2 separate regions of the Homo sapiens genome follow, and region 2 is linked to region 1. A link is an interaction called in ENCODE POLR2A ChIA-PET data of the cell type or tissue named here. Cell type or tissue: PC-9. All regions are shown on one strand. Each heading gives the region's core, and the rest is flanking DNA. Links, peaks and the distances in the headings are about the cores only.

Region 1 (7,462 bases), core at 1,282-5,281:
CAGTTTGTATCTAGTTTGCATCTAATTATGATTGAATCTGGTGTTCTGGGCACACCTCCACACCTGTAGGAAAAGGACAATTTCTTCTCTCAGCCTCAGTGAGTTCTTCCCCTAAGCCTTTCTGTGCTAAAGATGGACAGCATCACCTCTCAGACTGAAGCCAAGCATCAGGCACCAGGAGAGGCACTCTGAATATTTCTACATCTGCCTACTTTGTGACATGGAGACTCAAGGGTAGGAAGTAATTAATTGTCTTTAAAGGGATTTCCTAAAAGCTTCTCCTGAACCCTGGCTATAGGAATTAGCAAATTAAATAGAAAGGAACTACAGAAAGTAGAAATCATTATTGGCTATATTGAAGATGATCCTAATTACTGACTTGCTGAAGACTATGCATCTGTGGCATATTCTTTGTTTCGAATCACCCCACAGATTCCACACTTTCGAATAACTATGTAGATGCTCAACAGATGGCAAAAAGAATTCTGAAGGGATGAAGTACAGAAAGCACCTACTCCAATCACAGTTGGTGAGCAGGGAGACTCTACAGTTCACGCATTCCATAGCTTATTGCAGTTTCATTGTCGGGGGCCATTAAAGCAGGAGAGCAGAGACAAAGGAAAGGTGGCCACTGTCCTTAGATCTAGTGAGAACCCTACTTTCCCAGCACTGAAAACCACCTTTATGGCCTGAGTACTATCTACTCTCTCTGCTTCCAACCAAAATTTAGTGAAGATTTGTTTTTAAGTTCAAATAATGTTTTGGTTTATCACCCATTATTTCAGTTATATTTGCTAAAAACTTCTGAATATTTCATACCAATTACATTTACTTTTATGATTAAGAAGTCATCATCCCCTTAACACCCACAATCAGATGAAATTTTATAGTCTTCTATTCACAAATAGGAACAACCATTCCCTCTAATTGAATTCAGGCAGTATTACCAGTCTGCCCAGGACTCTGTCTATCCATTTAATTCGATTCATTTATTTTTTGTGTCTCCTATGACACAAATGGGAGACCTAATAGGTTTCTCTGATGGCTGTGACCTGCTCTTACGTTTTAATGTTAAAGAAAACAATACACCTGGAATACAGGCAGGTCTTAAAATGTGCTTAAAAGATTAAAAAAGGCTTTTCAATAACAGGAAAACATGGGTTCCTGTATTAGACACACACCCCTAAATGCACAAAGAGAATTTCCTCCTGTGTTTATGTAAATCATACAACATTTAAGCCTGGGAAACATAAAGGCTTTCTTTCTAACTTTAAAGTTGTTATGAGCTCCTATTTTCACTTCTGGTCCATTTGCTTCCAAGTAATTTACAGCATTTTAAAAGCTTCAACACAACTCGAGATCACTGTATATTGCGGGCATGTTTTAAGATTCACATCTAAGGAAGGTAAGTTCCATTGAAAGTTTGTCATTGAAATGAGGCATGCAGGAACCCCAACTATTATGACAAATGACCCCATGGAATTCCTCCACAGTGATCACACTGCAGAGCAGTCATTTTTAATGGAGGCAGTTGCAACTCTATCCATTCCTGCCTTTCCTCCCCTATTAGTTTATTCCTTGCCCAGTTCTTGGAGTCTGGCTAGTTTTCCTGGGCACTGAGCCTGGTTGGTTTAATTTTTGTTTATTGTTATTATCTCCAGCATCCTAGTTTCTATTTTGAAGCAGGTGTCTTAAAATTATATTATTATATACACATCGTATAGAGTTAAATTAAGACTTTCCCCTTCTGAAATCAAAACACTTGCACACACACACACCATTGCCAGACTTTTTGAGTACATACTTGAGGAAAGCATGCTTTAACTATTTCATTGTTTTGTTGTTTTGGGAGTCAGTAGCTGATAAAAAATACGCCAGTCACACAAAATCCAGATGTCTAGTGAAAAACAGTGATTCACCTTCTCTTTCCAAAGGAAAGCTAATTGACAGTACACCCTGGAAAATGCAACCAAATTATCTGGATCAGTAATATCATAGAGCTGCATGCTAGAGACTCCCAAAGTCATTATTTTGAATGACTTTAAAGGTCAGGGGATTTCCGTTATGGCTTCAACATTCACAGGGAAGAGACCAACACAGAGGCATTTAAAGGAATAGGGTGGGTATGACTCCCAGGTAATACTGTAGACCACTCTGAAGCAGCCGATTCTCCGGCTTCCTGCACTGGTATCAGAGGCAGGCAGAAGCATGGGGGCAACCCAATTCAGGCCGCTTTGCTATTAGCTCTGAAAAAACAACATGGTTTTCATGGCTTCATGCCTCTTCTTTGGCTTTCATGTAGACTTGCTACTACCTTTCAGCTTTGGTTAAGAAGCAGTGACACAAACTATTATGTCCAGAATATCCAAAATATCACTGCCATCACTACTCCAGTGGAGTAACATCTCTGTCTCATGAACTAATGGTCTAAAGAGCTCTTTTTAAAAATGGCCCCTCCATGAGACACTTTATACAAACAAAATTCGAAAACTTGCTATACTCAAAGGGTGGAGACCACTGACCTTGCCTGTGCCCAATCAGAGAATTCTATTTAATTAAAAACCAATAAGCCAGCCAATAACAAAGACCATGTCATAACAAATTGGTCTTGCAACAAGTCAGGAAAGTAGAACTGGTAGAAGAGGGAACAAAGACCAATGAAGAAAGACAGAAAGACAAGTCACTTGCATGTTATGTGAAATGGGAGAAGAGCTCATATACCGCCAAGATTCAGAGGCAGATCCTCTGTTTCAAGGTCCAGTGGCTGAAAGACCACTTTTTCCAAAAAGCCACACTGTTACACCTACACTCTCATTATTCACAGCATAATCCCTCAACTATTCCAAAAAGGAAAACCAGTTTGGCCTAGGAGACAAATTATCTATTTAAAATAAATAGCCTTAAAATATTATTTTAAAGGAGACAATCAGTATATACCACCTGTACATCCTCAACTATCTCATATTTGAGATAGCTGAATAACATCTTTTTACACATTTTTCTACATTTACTATACACATTGAACTTGAATTACTTTATAACTTTATGTGGCCATTTCTCAAAAAAGTAAAAAAGAAAGGAAAGAAGAAAAGGGGTAAAAGAAAAACAGATTGCACCCCCAATAGCTATAGTTTTGATGTTTAGGGTGGCTAAAAATAAAATAAATATCCTTAAAATATGATTTTAAAGGAAACAATCAGTATATACCACCTCTACATCCTCAACTATCTCATATTTGAGATAGCTGAATAACATCTTTTTACACATTTTTATACATTTACTATACACATTGAACTTGAATTACTTCATAACTTTATGTGGCCATTTCTCAAAAAAAGAAAGAAAGAAAGAGGGCAAAAGGAAAACAAACTGCACTAAATAGCTATAGTTTGATGTTCAGGGTGGCTAAAAAGCAGAATTTACCACACCTACATACCTAAGATGCCTTACACTTTCATCATGTGCAGCCCTATTTTGACCTTACAGTTAAGTGAAGGTCCGTGTTGTGTGGTATGCCTCAGCTCTCTGCTCTGCTGGAGTCTAACCACCAGACATTTTGATTTCAACAAGAGTGCTGATGAAAAATAAATAAGCTGGAGGTAAAAAAAAGAGGCAGTATTCACATAGAATATTATCAGGGCTGCTGTGTGACTGTGCCAGAGGTGACTAAGGGAAAAGAAGAAAGCAAGCTTCTGAAATGAGGGTTCAGGAAGTAACTGAGTGTGGCTTCTTGGTGCTGCTGTGGTGACAGAACAGGCTACGTGGCCAAGGTGAGAAATAATTATTTGGAGCTAGTTTCCTTACTGTTCTTCCAAAGCTCTAGTGTATGATAATTCTGGGTGGATTTCGCAATATCCATGAGAAACAAATATCAGGTCTGAGGCTGCTGCGCCAGCAATTCTATCAGCCAAGATGGCTGAATGTTTATAAAGCATAAAAGCAAAAATATCTAGGTTGTTACCTTAAATGCTTTCAGAACAGGGAAACATCCTCTCTGCTATAGTTAGTGGGAAATGGAGCATGGTGCTCTCCACACAGGATTGATCTTTTGCTTCTCACACTATTTCTTAGTGTGTTATAATTTGGGGACATAGTAAATGTTTAGACCCTGCAGGCTATGTAACCCAGAGTTGCAAACCAGACCAACTTGTGAAATGGTCAAGTTTGTCTCTGGGGCCCTCCCCTTCTCCTCCTTCTGTTTCTTCCTTCCCATCTTAGAATCTGGCTCTCTGGCCAGATTCCCAATAGGACCCAAAGGGGTCTGACATGGGATACTTAAATCTGCGCGTTTTTTGTTCTGTTTTGCTTTCAAGACAGGTCTCACTCTGTTGCCTCTGCTGGAGCGCAGCAGTTGCAGTCATGACTCAGTGCAGCCTCAATCTCCTGGGCTCAAGCGATCCTCCCTCATCAGCCTCCCAACTAGCTGGGACTACAACACATGTGTGCCACTACACCCAGCTAACTTTTATTTTTTTTGTAGAGATGGGGGTCTATGTTATCCAGGCTGGTCTCAAACTTCTGGGCTCCAGTGATCCTCCCACCTTGTCCTCCCAGAGTGTTAGGATTACAGGTGTGAGCCACCATGCCCGACCTAAACCTGGATGTTTTAAGGAAGGTCTGTTTCTTTTCTTTTCTTTTTCTCAAAAGAACAGCAACAACAAAAACGGTGGTACTTCAGTCATGTGCACCAAGCCACTGGGGAAAAATGTAGGATGCCCTTAAACAGTCCCTGCTCCATTAACCCCAAAGGTGGAAGGAAACAATAAAATCAGTGCATAGGGCTTTGGGAAGCAGATTTCCTCAGTCTACTGAAAAGATAATCACAAAGGAAAAAGTTTTCCAGACAAAAGTTTCCTGATTTTGAATCACTAGTTCCTTAGTATCACTAGTTCCTAGGTATCCAACTATATACCACATTCTCATCTCCAAAAGTGGAAGAAGAAGAGATAATGGAAAGTCTAGGAAATTTCTCCAAAAGGGATGCCAAAAAGGAACCACTTTATGAAAATGTCTTGCTTTGTAAAGCAGTTTGGGTAAGTCTTTCAGTAGAAGGAGAAAAATAAAAAACATCTTGCTAAAAAATTCTATGGGAAGGCTGCTTTAATATGAAGGCACAGCACTACGTCCAGAGTAGTTAGCAACTATGCAAATAATAGAGCAAGTGCCTGCCCTACACCAACTTTGCAGGCGGTACTAGCTGGTTTTAATGCTTCCATATGCCAACGAGGAAGCGGCATTACTTTTGGGATGTGCAATTTTAATGCCACAGGCCCACATGAGATCGATCTAGTTAGTACTTTTAAAATCTAGTCCCTTTTAATTTTAAACCTTCTTTATTCTGTTGATAATTTTATTAAATGTAAAAATATGTAGATTTTTATTTTGAAAGGATACTCTCTTTTTCAAGTAAATGACAGGTAGTCCTGGACTATTACATTTTAACCTTAAAATCAGGAACCTTAACCCCTGGAAGGCTTGAGTTCCCCACTGCCCTCCCCAGACTAGGACCACGATATGGTTTTATTATAATGGATACAGAGTGCTAACTGAGGTAGGCATGTATAAATCCATGAGGGAATGAATTTTTTTTTAAGTTTTTATTTTTGGCCTTTGAGCTTCTTGTGGATAATTTGATACATTCTTGAGTCAGGTGGCTGCTTCTTTGATGCCTTTGATGGCTCCTCAACAAAAGGAAGAACAGTTCCTGTGCTCACAAGAAACCATGAACTTACTTCAGGTTCAACTGTTTAGTTTCAAAATTCAGCCACAGTTTTAAGGTATTTGAACATTTTCTTACTAGAAAAGAGGAGTATCCCAAGAACTACAAGTAAGAGTAAAGAAAATGGTAATAACCAAGAAGTTACAGAAATATCAAGAGATATCAAGAGACTAGAAGGAAAGGAATTTAGGGGTGAAAACCTCTTACAACAATCTCTTTTCCTGCAATCCTTATTCTAGCAGCATCTCTCTTAAGTAATTCTGTTTGTTTCAGGCTTCCTGAAAATATGATTTCAGGGAGATTCAACAACCCAAAAGGTTTCCCAATATGTTTGATTTTTTAACTTCCTTAGACATTTCTCCATAGACCTGCAGAGAAAATAAATTTGCATGAATTTTGGATAAAGGGAACACATACAATGAATTATAGAACCTAGTTAATATTAGTTATTGCAAACTAATAGTTATATTTTATATGGAAAATTTATATAACATGTCTGTTTCATGTAATATAACTGTGAAACAAACAAACAGGTCTGAGCAAGACAGTAAATGCCCAGAGTTGTGACAACGGATGGTTTCTGAAAGGGATTAAATCCAATTCCACCTATGGTATTAGACAAGGAAGATAATGGAAGGGGTTAACTACAGTCACAAAGTCTTATTCTGTTCTTACTTCCTCAATTCTAGAAACAGATGTAAACATCATTTTTGATCCATTCTTAGGCGAGATTTACAGAGTATCAAAAAACAAAGGCTTCAAAGTCACGGCCAACTGACTCAAGAATGTATTAAGTTTCTCCACAAGAAGCTCAAAGGCTGAAAATAAAAACTTGAAAAAGAGATTTCTTTAATGTTATGCTTTCCTTTAACATTATCCATTATATACTGAAAAGTGTAGGGCAAACAGCAATTCTCTTCAGGAAAATGTCATACGTGGTAGAAATTCAATGCATATTTTACCTAGAAGAGCGGCTAAAAAGCATTCTTAGAACTAAAAAACCCTTTACAATGAGAAGAGATGGAAGCGTTTCTGCAGCTAAGGAAGCAGGTGAGGGAAGGGCCTGTGACTATGCTCCTGGATACCACGCACCTGCTGCTGAGCTTCCTCTTTCAAAACATAGATTAGGTCTAAAAGAACCATGGAAGGATGTCATGTGCACATGGATCTCCTTTAATGTGAGAAGGCCATTCCAAAGGGAAAAAAAAGGGACTCAGATTTGAAGGAGAAAGAGTAACAGAGAGAGAATTTTTAAATGGACTAGATACTAAACATATATCACTAGGTTTTTGGAAAAATCAAAGCTGTTATTACTTGGCAAGCATAAGCTGTCAAATATAATTACCGCTATCAGTCAAGCAAAGGCAGAATTATCTGCTCTCTTGGCTCTCCTGCCTCCTCACCACCACCACCATCCCTTCTTTAGTATTTTTCATCATACATTGTAAATGAAGGGATACAGCACTGAAGTTCTAAAAAAAAGTGCATGGTATCACTAAGAACCCGCCACCTTCTCTCTCTACTGTGTTCGACTGGGGAGTAAAATCCAGCAACATGCTCTGGTTAAAACCAAGATCAACTACATTATAAAAATTATCTAAAATTAAAATTAGCTGAATTTATTGTAATTTAAAAAATATTTTAATTTTTAATTTTTTAAAACTCTAGGCAAGATCTACTAAAGCTGAACATGTACATATTTTATGACCCAACAATTCTAATCCTGTGGCTACATCCAATCCA
Region 2 (7,462 bases), core at 1,730-5,729, 98 kb after region 1:
ACCTCTGTCCACAGCGCAGATATAAAGAGCTCAGGCTCTGCAGACAGGAGGATCTGGTTTGAATCCCTACTCCCATATTTACTGGCTCTGTGACACTGGGCAAGTTACTGGGCATACCTACTCCTCTGTCTTCGCATCTGAAGAAAGGAGGTAACATGCATCCATGCCTCTCTGAGAGGGTTGTAGAAGGATTAAGTAAGCTCACACATGTAAGCTGCTTAGTCTAGTAACTGGCATATAATAAGTGTTCAGTTATTGTTAACTATCTTTATTGTTGTTCCCATCCAAAAGTTCTTTGTTGCTCAGGTATTGGTCTATAGAAATTATGTTGAACATGGCAGGAGGAGAGAGTAACATCCTTATGGAGGATACTTAACTGGGTCATCCTCTTCTAAATGGTCAAAGGGCCTGTTAGATTGATGTTAGAGTGATCAACCTCCTGGGGATGGCTACCCTGCTTCACCAGGAGTCCCACATCTGATGCCCAAGTATCCACAGGCCACTCATCCACATTCTTCTGCTCCACCTGCTGTAACAGCCAACTAACCTGCTGCAGCGCCTTCATCTTTCCTACACTGGTGGAAGGGCGAGGATTAAAGTGTATCACCGTTGTTTTGATCTGGCTACTATGGTCCTGCCTGCCTTCCTTTGGATAAGGACAGACAGCTTGGAATATAAATGCCCTAGCCAACATAAGGGCTCTAGGCATGATTGCAGGGTGAACCCATTAATCACTAGCAAGGCTGAAGTCATAGCCCTCAGTGGAAGCAACCTGAACATATGGCCCATGATGAGATGAGTGGGTACCGTGGTAAGGAAGTGAGGGTGCTCCTCAGGGCACAGGGTATCTCGGTTGGCTAGGGAATCTGGCCCTGCTTCCCCCAGCAAGTTCTCCATGGAGACCAGCACAAGAGCACTGAACCAACTGTGTGGGCAACAGGAGACAACAACCACAGTAAGAGCAGCTTCCCTGCAATAGCACCTACTGCGTGCCAGGAAATAAGTAAGCCAGGTGCTTCATATATGCAGCATTACTTCACATGTTTACAACCACTCCAAATATTCAGCTTTCGAGCTGAGGAAACCAAGGCGGCACAGAGAGGGGGAGTAACTTGCTCAAGATCACACAGCTGGTGTCGGTGTAAGACTCAAACTGAAGTCTGTTGGATTTTGAAACCCACACCCTTTTCTCCACTGCATTTTGCAGCTGTTGGCTACTTATTTCCATACATACCCAAAAGCACAAGAGAGTCAAATTTTCAAATGGGAGACAGTTGGGTAATTGAACATGAAGAAAACAGTGGCTACTAGGTGTCTGGTCACATGGGTCAATGGAATTAAGGGAGAAAAAAAAAATCACTGCATCTTTGAATAGACTGGAGTTACACTGAAAAGAAGAGGACCTCAGTAAGGAATTCAACACCAAGTTACAGAGACTGGCCACACCCACCGCAGAGGGCTTTGCGGCTGCCTATGGGGACACAGGGACAGGTGCTCAGGGACATGTCTGAAACACTACTAAGTTCTCAGACGAAGGTTTTGCTTGTAAAGCTTTTAATGGTAGAATAAAATCCAAAATGAATGTCATTCGTTTGCATAAAAATGAATATGAAGAAAATAAAATGATAAACCAGAAACTGGTTTTCAGAAGTTTCTTTTATATCCTTAAAGTGTGTTATCGAACTGCAGGGAATTCTAGCTTTTCTGGGACTGGGCACTCAGCTTAAGCCATCCCCATGTACGAACTTGTGAAAGCTGCCTGCTGCCTGCTGGGGTTTAAGACTCTCCACCCAACAAAGACATTCTAAGAAGAAAATAAGAACTGACAGCACGTCAGCTTAAAGAACAAAAAACAAACAAAATACCTCACACTAAGTAATGAGACAGGGGTTTCAGTGCTGTTTTTATTTTTGTAATACACCGACCACGCCTTCAACACCAAAAACCCAAACTTCACTCTTAACAAGTTCTAGCACTCCTGCTATTTCAGGATAATGGCACTTCGGGTGTCAACAGGTAATGCAGACACAAAGCAGTCAGGTTGTGCATCCCTCTGTGTTCTTCACTTGAACATACTGCTTTTCAAGCATTCGGCGTATTCTTGAGGCTCCTAAGCTCCCTGAAGACGGAGTCACATTTTGCATAATTCTGCACCCCTCTACACACACACACTAGGCTCAGCACACTACCAACCAGCAATTACTGAGGTCTCTGATGTGCCAGGCACTGTGCCAGGCTCTTTGCTAGTGGTCTTACTTAATTTACACACCAAGTCCATAAGGTATGAGTTGTCCCCATTGTCTAGGAAAGCAATCACAGAGGTTAGGTATGTTCTGTGGCCATGGCCAGAAAAGGAGATGGCTGAGATTTGAAGAGACTTGTGTCTAACCCTAGTCATGCTCTTACACCACTCCAAAACCTGGCATATTGAAGGACACTTGTAAGCATCTAGCCTTGGTTTAAATTGAAACTCTATTGGTTTGCCCTTTAGAAAAAATCGGAAAATTTCCATCTTCAGAATAGAACACTTCAATCAAGCTAGTGGCAAAACTTGTCATCACGATCCTAATGTGTGTCAAGCTCCTGGGACTAGAAACTCTCTTCTGCCCGCTGATAGAACTTTGATTTCCTGTTTGAGGAATGTGCAAAGTCACCAGCTGCCTTCTCGCCTTTTCTAGTTCCATCTCTGGCAGATAACTGACAACTTTTATTCTTCATGCCAGTAGAAGAATGCTTTCAAATGCTAGATGTGAATGATGACGGAACTACCATTTACTAAGCATTTACTATATTCTGGGGCTAAGCCAGGCAGTTTAATATACATTTTCTCCCACAATTTTTTTAAGTCCTCACACTAGCCCTCTAAGATAGGTACTTTTAATCAGCATTTTACATAAATGGAAACTACGCCTTAGAAAGGCCTACTGGCCCTCTAGGTTACACAGATTATACAGCTAGTCAGTAGTAGAAACAGGATTCAAGTCCATGTTTTTACTATTGCCAAAGCTTTTGCTCTTACACAGTTACTTCTGATGAGTTACTTTGATTCTGGAAATAAAAGAAATGCAGAGTATGCACATAGAACCATTACTAGGCCATAGATTTTCCCCAGTTGGTACCTATGTATGACAAAATAAAGCCTCATATCAGGAAAGAGTGATGCAACTTCTTACTGATATGGTATATCTGACTTCCAAGCATACACAAAGAACTCTATCTTTTTAAAACTCATTAGAAATATGGAAAAATGATGCTCTACAAAGTACCTCTCATAAAAACAAAACAAAGTTCTAATTGGATTCAATGCGGTTAGGCTAAAAATAGAATAATCCAACTTATAAATTTAAATATTTCAATACAAATCTCTTTTTAATATTGCCCATACCAAAGTACTTATAATGCTCACTACATTGTATAACACCAAGCACTGTATCCTCAAAAGACTTTATGTACCATCATCCAATTCCTACCTCGAGGCAAAAATTAAACTGGTCACAGGAAAATTTAAACTCATTTCTGCAAAACTCTCCCCCTGCTTGTGACCTATAAGGTATTTCCAGCCCAGACTCAAAGAGCTCATTTTATGGGGAAGAAGATTCCTTTCTTCCACTGACCTCAACTTTACAGAGCTGTATTGTGGCTCAAGATAAAATTAGATTTTGGAAGGAAAAGAGTTTGAAATATTATGTAGAAAAATATTGGCAACAAGATTCCTGGCATATCACAGCCTTAAAGCTAGAGAATTTTATCTGGAAGGCTGGCTACACAGTAATTTTAAAAAAACACCATAAATACACTTTTTGTAACTGAAGAAGACATTTATAATCCTAAGTGCCCTTGGTTAGTAAGTCAATTTAGGAAAATGAGTAATGCAAGGCTCTTTAGTATCAAGTTGCATTTTTTTTTCTGTAATACTCTCCATTAGAATGCAAAAACCAACAGAAGCCAAATTAAATGAAATCAATGTCCATTTAATAGAGTGTCCTCTAAATTCAAGGTAAAGACCATTACTATCTGAAAGGTTCCAAGCAAGAGTCCTTAAATATCAACAAAGAAGAGTCCTTAAGTATCAACAAAGAACAAATGAATGCTTCCAACAGACACATAAGGAAATAAGTGCTCTAGAACAATGATCTAAACAGGAGGTCACAGTGTTTGTCATAATGCGTCTATCAACCCCAGTTATAATTATCCAGGAAGGTGTAAAATGGGTGATAGTCGTTGATCAATAAATGTTCTCAGTGTTACTATTACCACCACCACTACCACTAGTTCTAGCAGAGTTGCCACTTTCTGCAAAAACAAATCTCTTCAAGGGAAGGGGTTTAAGCAACATATCAGTCTTCAAAGGTTTTTGTAAACTGTATTATTTCTTTACTAACATATCAGATCAGTCGCTCTGAGGAACTGTGTTTTTAATAGTCTTGGTAAGGGAAGAGAAAGGGTCATCTTAGAGTGAAGGAACAGTGGCCAAGCATGGTGGTTTGCAAAGACAAGCCCTGGGAAGCAAAGGGCACAAGAGGCGAATGGTAGTTGGACAGGTCACCTGAGTGAGGAGCAACAGCGATGGGGAGAACACAGAGCAATCTCTCCTTCAGACCATTTCAGAAACCTGTCAGAAAATCAGGTCCAATCTCAGAGCTATGTTATTTTAAAAAAACAAAAGTGATATTTTTAACAGTTCCCAATTTCATGGAAAAGGAGTATTGTGACTTAACGTTTATCTTCAGGTAAGATGTGGCACATGTAAATGTTTTTGGAGACACAGTATTTGAATTCTAGTTCAAAAAAATTCCTTCCCAAAAAGGGTTGGCATAGCAGTGCTACAAGGATCTATACAGTCCTTACATATAAAGTATAACAACTGACAAAGGGCAATAATTATGTGCAAAAAGGTGAAGGCACTAGCCCAAATGGAATTGCTCATAAGAGAACCAAGAACTTTGCTGTATCAGCCAAGAATGAGACTCCCTTGGATGAATCCATAAATGTCAGGTCCAGAAAGGAAATGTAGGTTTCCCTTTTTTAAACAGTACAAAAGGCCAAGAAGCTTTAGAACTAAACAAACCAGGCCTGACCTCATAACAGTGTACTAAAAGCAAAGTCACAGATGTTTACATCTAGTCCAAATCAAGCCTAATATTAGAACTGAAACAAATAATTGTCTCAGCCAGATTTCAGGTTCCAAAAGGGGAGCAGACAACCCCTGAAAGGAGAACCATCATTTGCAGCTGCTAAGTGCTAAGCACTGTGACAGGCTTCTTGCATATGTTAGGACACTTAGTCCAGAGAGCAGCTGAATCTGTATCCCATAGAAAGCCATGGAATCTGGGGGCAGATTGAGAGCAAGGAGTGGGGGCTGAGACTGAGTCCAAAGGGCAGTTATATGCTCACTACTGTGAGCAATTACCTCTGAAGCCAGACGTTTGACAACAGTTGATCACAGGTCACTGGCCAGAAGTTACATGTACTGCAGCAAAGGTTTCTACCTCTTAGGACTCTAGCCTGGGGTCTCTAACCATGACTATGCCTCCCTTCAATAAAAAATTTATGACTGTTAACCCCCAATAGATGCATATTTTAAATTACATACATGAACTACTATTCTACTATATTATGGTAATTATAAAGCATATATGAAACATGTAAGTTAGAAAACAATTATATTTTAAATTTTAAATTGAAATTTTAATATTTTATTCTCCTAACCCAATGGATCAGGCAGTGTATCACATTTAGAGACTAGCTTTTTTGGCCTTTCTCTTCCAGAACACTCCCGATGGGCACGTTCTGCTTCATGGGTCCCCAAGTCTAGGAAGAACTGACAGAAGTGGAATAGGTCTGCACATTTGGCCTTTACAGCTGAACCCATATTCAGTTTCTCACAATAATCAAACTTGAGAAGAAAGAGAGCCACTTCTTTGATCATTAGTAGACAGGCTCTTGCCAAGAGTGGTACAAATTGTTCTTGCATACAGATAGGAAAAGGAACGTCAGAGAGACATGTATCTTCAAATTCAGCTTGGCCAATAATCACATCTCTTTCTCATCTAACCCCACTTCAACCAAAGTCAAAAATTAAACTGGAAAGATCTGAACATGTTCTTTTTTCTTCTTTTGCCTGACTGTAGTGATTCTGTGATGTCAGGCAAAGCATCCAATTTCTGCAGGCCCCATTTTTTCGTGTAAACATTGGCATCAGCTTTGAGAATGACTAAGGATTCTTGTGGACATAAAAATCTAAAGTTCTAAAGAAAATTCCTAAGTCAATTTTCCTAATATGGCATTTATATACTATGGTATATTATGCAGCTATAAAACTAACACAGGAACAGAAAACAAAATACCACATGTCACTTTTAAGTGGGAGCTAAATGACAAGAATCATGGAGACAAAGAAGGGAACAACAGACAATGGGGTCTAGTTGAGGCTGGAAGGTGGGAGAAGGGAGAGGAACAGAAAAAATAACTATTGGGTAATAGGCTTAGTACCTAGGTGATAAAACAATCTGTGTAACAAACCCCTGTGGCACAAGTTTACCTATATAACAAACATGCATGAACCTCAAATAAAAGTTAAAAAAATTAATAGGAACAGATTTCAGAACTAAAAACAAAAAAAAAAAAACATAAAAAGAATATTATGCTGCTATAGAAAAGAATGAACATGGATGGAGGCCATTATTCTAAGTGAAGTAACTCAGAAACAGAACATCAAATACAGAATGTTCTCACTTATAAGTGAGAGCTAAACAATGGGTACACATGGACATAGAGATGGAAATGACAGATACCGGGGACTCTAAAAGGCAGCAGGGTGGAAAGGAATGAGGATTTAAAAATTACCTATCCAATACAATGTTCACTATTTGAATGATGGGTTCACTAGAAACCCAAGCTCCAACAGTGTGCAATATATCCATGTAACAAACCTGCACGTGTACCCTGTAAATCTAAGCTAAAAAAAAATAATTTTTTGAAAAGTTAATTTTTCTCACCCTGGTTTCTCTCTGTGTTCAAATGTTGGCTGTGATATAATGTGAAATGTGAATCATTAATTAAATGTACCAACCTAGAAAAAAAACATAAATATGTTTGGTTGACATTTACCACTTCTCCCATCCCTCATCTAACACTAATATATTAGAAGATGCAGATGTCTGATGGATTCCTAACTGAACCAGACCAAATGCATGAGGTACCTCTTTTGCAGAACATAGGACTGAGTCTAGGTAAGACACCTTCTTCTCCTCTCTTTCTCTGCAAACACAGACAGAATCACACATGCACAGTACCCTTATATACACCTGCAAACGTATATAGAGATCAAATAATGGCATAACCCTAAAGCGAGCAGGCATTATAAGCATCTCAAAGAGAACCTGGTGTAGACCATGTTAAATATTATAGGGATTTTTAACTGGTTGTTAAGCGCACAAAGTACAAGATATTTTATTTATTT

The links. ChIA-PET counts read pairs that join two places held together with the same protein. Peaks named below come from ENCODE experiments on the same cell type or tissue, not always from the same donor. Only the 100,000 strongest peaks of a DNase experiment are listed, where the experiment ranks them.
Region 2: POLR2A ChIA-PET joins it to region 1 with 5 read pairs; 2 of 35 experiments call an interaction of 5 or more read pairs at or near these places.

Annotation. Positions count from the first base shown.
Region 1 is chr14:24,857,706-24,865,167 of GRCh38, forward strand. All of the region lies in intron 2 of STXBP6 (syntaxin binding protein 6), which reads right to left. LOC124903294 (a long non-coding RNA gene) reads left to right here and starts at 3,105. Exons shown (of 2, transcript XR_007064090.1): 1 at 3,105-3,770; 2 at 7,388-7,462. In PC-9, for the core only: no CTCF peak of the experiment used is centred there; a DNase peak (open chromatin) is centred at 3,596; H3K4me3 peaks cover 1,396 bases; H3K27ac peaks cover 2,249 bases.
Region 2 is chr14:24,954,837-24,962,298 of GRCh38, forward strand. All of the region lies in intron 2 of STXBP6 (syntaxin binding protein 6), which reads right to left. Among named protein-coding and RNA genes, the nearest start is that of STXBP6, 92 kb to the right of the region's middle. In PC-9, for the core only: no CTCF peak of the experiment used is centred there; no DNase peak of the experiment used is centred there.